2 separate regions of the Homo sapiens genome follow, and region 2 is linked to region 1. The links are chromatin loops, found by intact Hi-C in ENCODE. Cell type or tissue: OCI-LY7. All regions are shown on one strand. Links, peaks and the distances in the headings refer to the core of each region. The heading gives the core; the rest is flanking DNA.

Evidence for each region. A loop is a pair of places that touch in the nucleus more often than their neighbours do. Peaks named below come from ENCODE experiments on the same cell type or tissue, not always from the same donor. Only the 100,000 strongest peaks of a DNase experiment are listed, where the experiment ranks them.
Region 2: a loop joins it to region 1, with 5 times the contacts of the local background. A loop is called at or near these places in 14 of 110 quality-filtered maps.

What each region holds. Positions count from the first base shown.
Region 1 is chr3:193,772,370-193,781,219 of GRCh38, reverse strand. LOC105374282 (a long non-coding RNA gene) reads left to right here and starts at 8,835. Exons shown (of 2, transcript XR_924838.4): 1 at 8,835-8,850. RefSeq lists a silencer at 253-312 and an enhancer at 7,676-8,850. In OCI-LY7, for the core only: no CTCF peak of the experiment used is centred there; a DNase peak (open chromatin) is centred at 4,379; H3K4me3 peaks cover 1,204 bases.
Region 2 is chr3:193,663,376-193,667,006 of GRCh38, reverse strand. OPA1 (OPA1 mitochondrial dynamin like GTPase) reads right to left here. Exons shown (of 31, transcript NM_130837.3): 27 at 2,011-2,127; 28 at 618-711. The region is part of intron 4 of LOC102724808 (a long non-coding RNA gene); the gene reads left to right. Among named protein-coding and RNA genes, the nearest start is that of OPA1-AS1, 38 kb to the right of the region's middle. In OCI-LY7, for the core only: CTCF peaks have their summits at 1,207 and 1,418 (motif pointing left); a DNase peak (open chromatin) is centred at 1,426.

The DNA.
Region 1 (8,850 bases), core at 2,844-5,343:
TCAGTGAGGCCTTCTTTGGCTGGCAGAGCTGGAGCTGTCGTGGCCCTGACCAGGTCTGCAGCCCCCACCCCGCTTCCTTCCTCCTCTCTCCCCCTCCATGCCCCGTCTGGGGAAAATTATCCCAGCTCCAAGTAGTAAATTTAAGGCCTTGGCAGCCCTCCCACAGATGACTCCCAAATTATCCCATTCCAAGGGTGGGAGTGGGGAGGCCAGAAGTTCAGGCCCGAGGCATTCACCCAGTCGTTTGAGAGCTCCGGGCGCCATCTGCTGACGGCACCCGGAGCTCCAGCTTGGAATGAAGGCAGGGGGTGTGCTGGAATTCACCAACTCCAGAACAAGGCCGGTCTCAGATCTCTGAGAATGAAGGGGATGCACTGTTTGACAGACACCAGGCAGAAAAGGCGAAGAAAGAGGACGTGTGTGCGTGTGCCTATGTGTGTGCCCGAGTCTGCGTTTGTGGATTTATGCATTTTATGCATGGCGACTGGCTGCTGGGCTGGGGGTGTTTTGGAGGGTGTGTTGGGATGGTCTGCATGCTTCTGTCATTGTTCCTTAGGGTGAGTATGTGGGCCGTCTCCAGAGTAAAAAGACAGTAAATAAGAGGTAATCAGACCCAGCTGTATCCCTCCGAGGGAAGTCTCCAGATGTCCTCCCATCGTTAATCCTCAGCCCAAACATGGGTGATAGGTGACTCGGTTGATTGCATTTTCAGCTGGGGAAAATGAGGCATGTGGCATAACCAGAGCCCTTAGTGAGAAGACTGGCTTCACCACAAGCATCAAATAACCTGGAGGCAAAGACCCTGGAGGTCATTGAGTTCAACCTTCTTACTTTGCAGAGAAGGAAGCATGAGTTCAATGAAGGGGAAAGCAAAAGAGATCCTATTAGATTATCCTTCAAGTCCTTCTCAGCCATGAGTTCTGATGGGCAATTCCGCAACTCACCAAGCCCAATATTTGTGCCAGGAGGGTCCTGGGCAGCTGCTCTCCTGCCTTGCCCCATCTCTGCTTTACCTCTTCTCTATTTTCTCTCCTGAAAGAATTTCCTGGCCCATAAATCCTGAGAGATTTATTATTTCCTGAGGCATCCCTTAGTTGGAAAATGTAGCTTTACAGTCGCCGACTCAGGACCACACTGGGGTCCCAGCTGTTAGCGTGGGAGCACAATTTCTCCTGCATGGTAGTGGGGAGGACGCCAGCCTTCCACCCATCGCAGAGGGGCCACCAACATCACTAGTTACATTTCCTGGCTTCTAACTAAAGCTGCTGAAACACCAGCTCAGAAGTTTCTCTCAGCAAGTTGTAAGAGCAGCCACAAAGTCTAAGAAGAACCAAAGAGCTTGGTTTCTCTCCTCGCCAGCTGGAAGCAGGGGACCTGGGATCTTCCTGTCATCACGATTATTTCTTCTCTCTAAAATGACTGCTTCTGACTCTAGTCTTTTCCCCTCCAATGTGAAAAAAAAAAAATTCCTAAAGCACAGCTCACCTCAAAATCCTGCAGGCAACACCTCCTTTTTTCATATAGGATAAGTCCAGATACTTTTATGGGTTCTTCAAGCACCTCAAACCATGACCCCACATCCCTCCAACACCTTCTCTTCATATTTTCCTATGTGCACTGAGTTCCGGCCACACTGGCCCCTTACCTGTTTCTAGTTCCACCCCCAAGGCCGTTCTGCATCTGCATTGACCATACTGTCACTCACAGCTCCCTCAACCTCAAATGCTCCTTTCTCTGTCTCTAAATGTTGAGATCCCATTTCCCAAAGACCTATCTCAAATGCCATCCTTTCCTGGAAGCCTTTAGGGACCTCCTCCCTCCAAACTAAACAATCCCTGTTGAGTCTGCTGGTGTTGTATTCGGCTTGTACCTTTTCACATTCTTCTAGGCTGCCTTATTTTACAGCTCCTTCTTCCCATTGACTATTCCCCCACTCAGATTCTGAGACCCTGGAGTGCAGCGGCAGTGTCTACAGCATCTTCCTCTTTCCTTTCATCACCCTCCTTCCTCCCAAAGATCCAGCAGTGAGGACAGTTCCCAGCAATGAGGACATTCTCAGGGGATAGTGGTAGAATTGAATTTCCAAGTAATTTATAAGCGATATTCACGTAATCTAATATTTTGACTTTTCCAATCTCTGCTCTCCTCCCTTAGGGCAAATTAACCCAGAAGAGTACTTCAGAGAACACAGACAAACTGCCGTGCAGTGAAGAGAATGTGGCAGGAAGCCCTGGTATTCTAGAAGAAGCTCTGCCCACTCCAGACAGGATCCGCACGCCTAGTGCCATGTCTATCTCCAAGGAGATCACATTCTAGAGCCAAGGACCGCCACTGAGAAGAAAGTAACGTGAGCCGTCAGAATGCATACCTGGAGCGCTCCAGGAAGGAAATCTCAGCCCCGGCATCCTCCATGGTCACACGGAGAGGGCGGGTGTCCTTGTAGCTTTGGCCCTGAGATGGGAGCTAGAGCTGGACACAGGGTTCTAGTCCTGGCTTTGCTGTAAACAGCTCCCAGACCTGGAGCAAGTGCCTTACCTGTCTGTGTAATGTGGGAGCTGATGTGGATCATCTTTAAGCCCTCTGCAAGATGGACACGCTGGGATCATAATAAGGACACATGCCAGTCAGGCCAGGTTCTTCATTTGAAAACCTTTATACATTTTTTTCTCTTCAGCCTTAATAAAATTAACTCACCTAGCATTGTATATATGTCAAGCAGTTTTGATCATCCAAATTTTTTATTGTTGGCTGACCTCTAGCCAACAATTCATTTATTTTCTGACCTTTTAAGATGTTTCGTAGCTGCCATTTCATGTATCTGAAAAATGAGATGTGAAAAGAATACACATATTTAAGAACAAAATTTTGTTTCTTTTAAATAATTTTAATATTTTTTTCTAAGAATGATACACATTCATTTTAAGTAAATTTCCAAGAATGATACACACTTGTATTTTTTCTAAGAATGATACACCTTCATTTTCTGTATTGGAAATACAGAAAATTATAAAAAAGACAAATATCTCCTAAAACCCTACTACCTAAAGATAGATATTAACAGTTTGGTGTAGATCCCCTCAGATCTCTTTCTAGGCATATTTTTTGGATATATTTTTGCAAAACTATTATCCTGTGTGAAGTCTTGTTTAAAAGCCCTGGATTTTTGCAAAACAAAATATTACGAATGTCTTTCCATGACTATACTATTCTATGGTGTTATTTTTAATGGTTTCATAGGATTGTGTCATATAGATATACTATATTTTATTTAACCAGTCTTTTGTAATCTCATAAATACCTTATTTTCATGTGTACATCTAATTATCTTCTTGGGTTATGTTCCTAAAAATAGATTTGCCCAAAGCGATAGACTTTCTCTTTCACGCAGTCTGCCCCTGGCATTCTCAGCACGTTGAATGATGGAATGTCAAAACCGGAAGGGACCTTAGACATGAGATTTACAGATTGTTTAACAGATGGGAGAGCAGAGGTCCGAAAGGGCAAGTGCCTTTCCGCAGTTCCCAAGGGAGTTGGCGGCAGAGTCAGAGCAGAGTCCCTGCTCCCTGCCCAGCAAACTTCTCCACAATTCTCTGCCTCCGTTAAAACACAGGGTGCTGGACTGCATCAACTTGAAGCATCCTTTGCAGGGTTTTAAACGTACCTGCAGCAAACCTGGGCATTTACTGAGCTGGCTTCTATTCCAGGTAAATATCTAGGCTAAATGCCTGTGCTGAATATGACCTGAATCAGCTAGGACACCAACAGTTCACTATCCCAACCAACAGAAATCCCCTCCTAGGGTTAAGATTTCATTTTTTGATTTGAGGGGTAGGACTGAGATGCTGAAAAGTAGTTGCACAGACTGGGCCTTCTGTAAGATGAGGACTGGTGTGAAGTGGCTTGAAGCCTTTGGGATTTAAATGTTCTCATTAAAAGGAGAGACAGGTCTGATGTTTGAATCCCCCAGGGTGGGTAGGGCAAGCCCCCACCTTGGCTATGGCCTCTCAGACACCAGAGCCAAATAATGCATTCTGTGCTAGGTAAGTTCCCTACAGCTCCAGAGAAACCTTCCATGGGGAATGGGGGGTGGGGCTGGGGAGGCCCTGTTTATGCTAACGAGGCACTAAATTAATGCATTACATGCCTCATTTAGCACGACTGTGCAAAATCTAAAAGTACTAATAAATTTTCCTTCTGGGGTCAAGAATCATAAAAGGATAGATGATCAAGCATTAATTAGCAGGGAAATTAAAGCTTGACGGTTTCTGTTCTATCCCTGTCTTCTCTCAAACGGCACAATTTGTTCTAAATGCCTTTTTGAAAAGTAGTCGTTCTCAGAAAAAAAAAAAATGTGACATCAGCCAGGGGAAGGGCTTCCTGTCCTCTGCGGCTGTCAGGGTGAGAGGATTTGCATAGAGGTGACTTTTCTAGAAGATCCGCACTGGGGTATCAAATGAGAAGAATCTTGCCTTCTTTTATTGACATTTTTTTCTAATAGCTTACACTAGCCATAACTTGTAGAAAAGGACATTCAACCACTGCAGAGTCTCAATGACATCTGAATTTTGCCAGATGCTGCAAAACAGAGACCACTGAAATCTTTGTCTTCATCTATAGTCTTCCGTTTGAATTTGCCAGTGACTACTGAGGACAAATCTCTATAAACACTCATTGCTCCTTCTCCCCGCCTTTTTTTTAAGGATATGTATTTATGTATTACAGAAAATTGGTTGCGAGTTTTAACACAGTTCTTAACTGCAAGTCTAAAACCTGCTGGAGACCAGTCTGCTAGTTCCCATCCCTCAGTGTGCCTGCTGGGTATAAAGTGGGATACTTGGTTAAGAAACAAAGTGGTGAGGATCATAAAACTACCTATTAGGTACTACGCTTAGTACCTGGATGCGAAACAACAGGTACTATGCTTAGTGCCTGGATACAAAACAACAGGTACTATGCTTAGTACCTGGATGCAAAACAATTTGTACAGCAAACCCCTGAGACACACAAGTTACCTACATAACAAACCTGCACATATATCCCTAAACCTGAAATAAATTTTTTTTAAGTGGTGTGCTGAACAACACTATAAATGTAACTTTCTAGAATAATAAGTCTCCCTCCTCTCTTCCCCAGGCCTGGGCTCTGGCGGGAGGGGGAGGGGAAGGTGAGTGTCTCCAGAGACTGAGGAAGGGCTGCCCCTGAGACTTCCCATCAACCCTGGATCCTCCCAGGCATCTGCCAATAAACGTAAACAAAAGCCCAGTGGAAGGCTCAGCTCCTTTGAATCCTCACGTGTTTCGGTCATGGCTTTGGAGGTATAAATACACCCAGATGTTTTAAACTTCTCCCCTGTTGTATCTAATCACCAGAACAACTGGGGCTCTTGCGCCCCTCCTCCCTCTCCTGCGGGGAAATGCAGAGAGCCTAATTAAAAGGGCTTTCCTTTGTTTCCCTAATAGCTCTCAGCCTTGGGGAGCCCAGAGCATTTGGTCAGCAAGAGAGACTCTAACATTTAAGGCCCCACATGTGAGAATGCCTGCACCAGTACGTTCAGATGCAGATTAACCCCCATAGGGAGCTGAGGGGCTAGAATCTGAGATGCATCGAGACCATAGTTATGGGGGAGCATCACCTTGCATGACTCTGCAGTGAGCCAGGGAGTGGCAGTTGGAGGATGGACCCTTCCGAGGTCAAAGGCCAGTTTTCTAACAGCAGTGACAGGAGCGGCTGCTGGCTGCTAATTCATTATAAATAGTCCCATTCTCTCCTTTCCAAGGGGCTTGACACGAGCATCCTCCTCTGGCCTCTTCTCTCCAACCTTCAGCCACCACCCAGTTCTGGCCCTGCGATAGCTTGAATTAGTCTCTGTCCCTTCAATCTCCATTGCTCATTGGAATCAATCACTGTAAGCCCAATGCATTCTCCACATTACGGCACAGCTGCTCTTCCCAAGACACAGACCTTGTCATTCCCTCGCTTGAAATCCTTTCCCAGTTCTTTCTTGACTCTAGAATAAAGCTGCAAACCTGCAACCTTCTAGGCTTAGCTTCACCTTTCCCCCTGTGCTCCTGCTGGATGTCTCGCTTTTCCTGAGCACGATTTGCCTTGTTCTTGCTGTGCCTTCCATTTGCAAAGCACCTCCCACAGTCGGGCCAGGAGAAATCCAACCCTCCCTTCAAAACCAAATCATGGACATCTCTGTGGTTCATCCTTCCTGGACCTCTGTAGGCAGAGTCGGTCCCGATTCCCCATGTCCCATTCTGTTGAAATGATCTCTGTATGTATTTTTCCTCCAGACTGGGAGCCCTATGCAAAGAAGTGGTCTGTCTTTTCCATTCTCATGCCTCCTCTCCCGGACACAGTGTCATTACCCCTGTAAGTATTGTACAGGATAGCAGTGACATCATATTTTCTAATTTAACAGGAATTTTCTGGGCCGCTGAAGGCAACCCTTAACGTCAGACATTAGACCTGTTTCCCAGAGTACTGCTAGTTAAATGTTAACCTGCAGTGTCCACCAGGCCATCCATGAGGGACCCTCCGCTCTAGCTTGGTGCCTAGCAGGGCATGAGATCCCTTAAGCCCAGACGGCTGCTGGGGCATACACCTCCCTCCTCTCAGCATTCCCTTCCAGTCAGAGGATATTTGCAGAACAGGCCAAAACTGAGCATTTTGAGTAGGGCCAAGGAACACCCTAGCTCAGAATGGATGTGGACAGAAAAACATACTGCCTGGACCCCATCTCAAGCCAGTGAATCACCATCTCTGGGATGGGGCCCAGGCCTGAGTGTTTGCAAGCTTCCAATGTACAGACAAAATTGAAAATCACTACTTTAGTCCAAAATAGGGGGACCCTTGCAACCCACTTGTGAACTCTCAAGAACATAAACAAAGCAGCCTCTCCTGAAGAGTTCTGCGAAATGCCACCCTTTCCCCACTATTCGAAGGAGTCAAACAGAGTGGGTTTAGGTGGTTTCATTATCCAAAATGGGCTGACTCCTTGGTCATAAAGTGGCAGACAGAGAAATGCAGAGGGGAAACACTGGGGCTACTCAAAACCACACAGGACCTGGGATCAAAGGACTGGGGTGCAAACTCACCCCAGCCACTTACTGACTTTTTGGCCAAATCTGAGTGTTGTTTTCCTTATCTATGAAATCCATTTAGCAATAGTTCCTACCACAATTTATGTGGTGAAGATTGGATGAGAGCTGTGAGGGCATTCTGTAAATGATAAAGCTGTTAACTGTTGTTATTTTTGGTGCTATTATTAAACATTTCTTAGTGGATGGGAAATAGGGCCCCTGCCTTACTCATTTCTGCATGCTTCATGCTGGACATCTGTGCCTGGCTCATGTCCTACATAGAGTGTGGATTGAGTATATGAATGAATAAATGAAGTAATGAAGTTAGGAGTGAGTGAATGAATGAAAGGATGAATGAACACTGAAGTTCCATGTCCAAAATCCACATGCCACAGTTCCCAAAGGAAAAAAAAAATGCTTATCCCCTGCCTTCCTGCTAAGCCTTCAGCAGACACGACCCACACATGGGGTAACTTGACAGAGAAGCAGACATCTGGGGGCCAGAACCACTGTTACAAAAACCACCCTGGAGCTAATCTCGAGGCTCAGGAAATGTCCATAACTTTGCAATTTCTGCTTTTGTCCTCATAAGCCTCCCTTCTACGATGCTGCTAACACCAGGCAGGGGCTGGCCACGGCCAAATGGACAAGAACAGGGGTCGGAGCAAGGAGCATGGGGAAAGTGGAGCCCCATCCACTCTACCCTCGTGCCCAGAAGTGAGAAAGCAGTCCTACCTCCCACAGCACCGGCCCATGGGCAGAGGCCACCAAATAGAGTTGGGGCAGAGCTGCTGGAGTCTGGGAAAAAGACCCAGATTCAAGTCCAGGGGCCACTGCTTCTCTTCTGTGCGGTCTTGGGTAAGTCACTCAATCTTTTTGTAAAAAGGGGCTAACAACTCCTTTATCACAGAGCTGAGAAGAGTACAGAAAATACTTTTGGAAACTCCTAGCACAATGCTTGGCTTTAAATAGTCCCTTGTTCATTTTTTCAACAAAATTGGTTTATTATGACTTACCAAGTCCCCGACACTATTTCAGGACACAGGGCATTCAATAAATCCTTCCCCCCTTGTGTCTTTTCTTCCTCCCTTTCTTTTTCTCAGAGTAGGAAGAGAACGTGGTATCATTTGGTTTAAACGTAAAGGTGTGAATCAGTGTAACTGTGACTGTTGTTTATAAGAGAGCTTCTCCCCCATGATGTGAGACAGAAAAGATGCAGAGAAGATGTACAAATACACACTTAATACCACGGACAGAAAAGCACGCCTATCTTTCAGACAATTTCTCTCAACAGGCTGGAAAAGGGCAAATTATATCAAAACCTCTGATTGGAGAGGCCAGCACTTCCCCAGAAGAGAGGGGGCCAGATGTGTCCAGACAGTCTAGGAGGGCTGGGGGAATTTGAGGTGCTCCTCCCTGCTCCCGGTTATCTCCCATTTCCTTTGGGAGCCCCGGAGACACGGCCTTCCCAAAGCAGCCTCCGAGGTGGCCTGTGAAGCTTTTGTCCTTGGCAGCAGAGAAATTTCTGCTTCAGTGGTTTCAAACAAGGCTTGCATTAACTCCGGGCCTGTGAAGAGAGCACGTGCAACAAAACCCAACACCGTGTCCCGGCCCTCAGACAAGCACAGAAACAAATGGTGCAGGAATTTTTCAGAATAGAATCATCCGCTCAATGTCACTGCATACATTTACCTACCTCAGTGCCTATTCAGGGGCCCCTTTAAAGGGTGATATCAATAGAGATGGATCAGACAACATCTCTATG
Region 2 (3,631 bases), core at 70-2,569, 110 kb after region 1:
AGCATGAAACCTATATAGTCTCAGAGAATGTCATATTCTTAAGCTATACACTTTAATGGAAGTGCAGATTTCCCAAAAAACTAAGTGATACCTAGGAGTCCATTCCCAACAGAGTTTCATGCAATGAAAATAAACTCCTGGTATGTTTTATCACCCATCTTTTCCAATTATGATTTATTTTAAAAGCAAATAATAATTTTTGTCTTTTTTTTTTAAAGAGACAAGGTCTTACTCTGTCACCTAGGCTAGAGTGCAGTAGTATGATCATAGCTCATTGTAGCCTCAAAATCCTAGGGCTCAAGTGATCCTCCCATCTCAGCCTCCCAAGTAGCTAGAACTACAGATGTGTGCCACCATGCCCGGCTAATTTATTTTATTGTTTGTAGAGATAGAGTCTCACAATGTTGCCCAGGCTGGTCTCAAACTACAGGCCTCAAGCGGTTTTCCTGCCTCGGCCTCTCAACATGCTGAGATTACAGGCATGAGCTACCACACCTGGCCAGTTTTTCTAATAAATCTACTTTTGGGAAGTATTTTGGCATCCTTCTATTAAATATGGATATTACCACTATTATTTTTTAATGTCAAAATAAGACTGCAGTCCCTATGTGGCTTACCTTCAGTATTTGTAAGTTGTTGCCTTAAAGTATTTGCGGTGATAGCAAGCATGCGCTGTATACGCCAAAACAAGACCACATCATTGCATTCCAACTGAAATATTAAGTAACTAAGATTACCAGATGCAAAGTTAAAATGAAAACTATCATCGTAAACACATACAACTACTAGAACCAGTAGATATGTCCTAAGCTTAAAAAGTACTCAGATTTACCTAATGCATATACTGTAGATATAAGCTACAGAATCCTTTCTGTACGGAGCCATGAAATTCTGCATAATTTGGCTTATATCTGTCTGACACCTAGATAGCTTTGTTTCAATTCTAATGACAAAGTAAATAAGCTTGAGTAGTAGCAAATTACATTACATTGTATGTAAGTTGAAATTCACAGCATATACCCTCCATTTATATTTAGTTTCAGCTAACCATGTTTATCTTAAATACGTCCTTAGGTTAACCTCTTTTCTTTGAGTCTGTACTCAAGCCATTTTTAAAATTCAGCTGTGTGAAAATAAAGTGATGTATTTAAAAAGAAGCTTATTCTACAGAAGGCAGTTTCTACAGAAGTTTCTTCTTTCTACAGAAGTTTCTATAGAAAGAAGTTCACTCTACAATTAAAATTATGCAAAAAAAACTTGCCACTTTTAATTAGGTGCATTTAAATATAAATTTATGTTCATCTACTGAAAACAAAAGAACAGCATGTTAGAAGTCTCAATTAAATAAGATTGTTGATTAACTGAGCTTTATCAAAAGGATATTTAAAAGCATTTTTGCTTGTAAGAAAATGCTGAAAATATATCAGACTGCTGCCACCTAGGGGTTACTTTAAATTATGAATCATTTTAATACAAGAACTTTATGATTATTTAAAACAAGATTTAGTGATATGAAGAAATAATTATGACACCTGAAAAAAGCATGATAAAAACTGTTTTGCAGGATGATTTCCATTATGCAAATGGATGGTTATGTTACACACACAGATACACACACACTTTCTCTTTCCCTCTCTGTCTCTCTCCCTATGTACAGAAAAAGTTGAAAAGAAATACATAAAAATGTTAACTAAAATTCTTACAGGTCAGGGAATAAGGGACTATTTCCTGTTATTTATTTATTTTTTTTACTATTTATATTCACACTTTTTTTTACTATTTATATTCACATATTCTTATAAGCATTGGGGATAATATGCACGTATCACGAACAAAGTGGCAAATATCTTTGAAAATATAAGAGTTAGATTATTCTTTATAAATTACACATACTTTTTTTCCCCAGATGATCAAAGGACTTAAAATTAATGCTTAAGCTAAAGTTTACTTTTAAGCATATTTTGACAACTGTTGCTTAAAAATACTTCTCTTTGTTTTTGGAAACCTTACCTCAGAATCTACAAAATGCCTTTGGTAGTAATAAAAACCTCTTCGACAAAGGTTACAATGGTTTAGAGCTGTTTTTAAAAAATGTCTTCTATAAACTTGATGCCAAGTATCCTTAATCTAAAATGAGAAAAAAGAAAGCCCAGAGTTACTGTATATTCTTCATGTTGATCAACCACACTGAGAAGTTGTACAAAAATTATATTTACCAAAAAAGTTAATTAAAAGCAAAAGCAAGGTTATTCTTTACATAGTTATTCAAATTTTTTTATTCACTTACTTTTTTTAAGGCAAAGATTAGATTTACTACTACTCTGACCCATTACCAGTTTATGTACTTAAAAATTAGCAATGATTTAAACAAATGCTGTTACTATAATCAAATAATCATCTTGTGGAGTAGACAGGGTAGGTATTACCTTCCCCTAGTTAGAGGTGAGGAAACCAATGCAGAAAGAGGTTGAAAGCCTTATCTAAAAACAGAGTTAGAACTTAAGATGGTCTCAGATCATGTCTAGCAACTCAACATTTCCTTTCTGTTTATAAAATTTTACTGCTACCATACCAATATGATCCCTACCACTTTATTACTAGATACTCTGAGTGTCCAATATTCTTTAATACCCTCTGTCCTTTTTTGAGCAAAACAATAATAATGTTAACTAGAAAAACATCAACCCCTTTTGACAGATGAGGTAAGTGAGGTCAGAAAAGTGGTATCAATTATTAAAGGACATATTATTAGCTAATATAATGGAAATACACTAGAATTCACATGTCCTGATATCTAGTCCATGCAATATTCTTCTCGTGGTACTTTGCTACTTATTTTATAGCTTTGCAAAGTGCACTGAACAAACTGTCACTTAAAAAACCTGAGGTTTTCTTGGTCTTAGAAACTAATTAAGACATACAGTCAATTCATTGCCTAAGACATGAGCAAAAAGTTTAAAAAAAAAATCACGTAACATCTCTTCTATACCACTCTGAAGAGAAAATCCCTCCTACTGTATTCACCAACGTGCCACATAACGTTTAAAAGTGTCAAACTGAATATAACTTATTGTTAACGAGAGCTGGGACCAACAAGAATAAAACCTAAATCCACATTCAACTCAAACAGCTCATGTAATCATTAGCTTTCATCTCATTTTCAATATATAAATAATGCTAGATGTATATAACTGCTTTGAGTTTTACCAATTTTATTTTTATTTTTTTACTTGTTCTGACCTGTGGTGGAATTTAAAATAAGTATACTCATCCCTCAAGTACAGAAACATAAATAGCACATAATCTTTAAAAGAGTTTGTGTGGCTTTGAAATTTGTTAATGATTGCTTTCCCCACTAGACTTATTTTTCTAATTGTGTTCACTTAAGCTAATATTATAAGGAGCTTTTGAATTCCTTACATCTTAACTAAGCAGTAGAGAATGTAGTTTTTAAAAAACGTGGGCCCGAAAGTATTTTTTAAAATTCATCCTCAAAAAAAGCATCATGAAGGTAAGCAAAAAGTAGCCTAAAGTGTAGACTATTTTTATTCTCACATTAACAAAAGAGGACAATGGAGAAAGAACTCAATGGTCATATCCAATTTAATAAAAACAACATTTTTATTTTTTC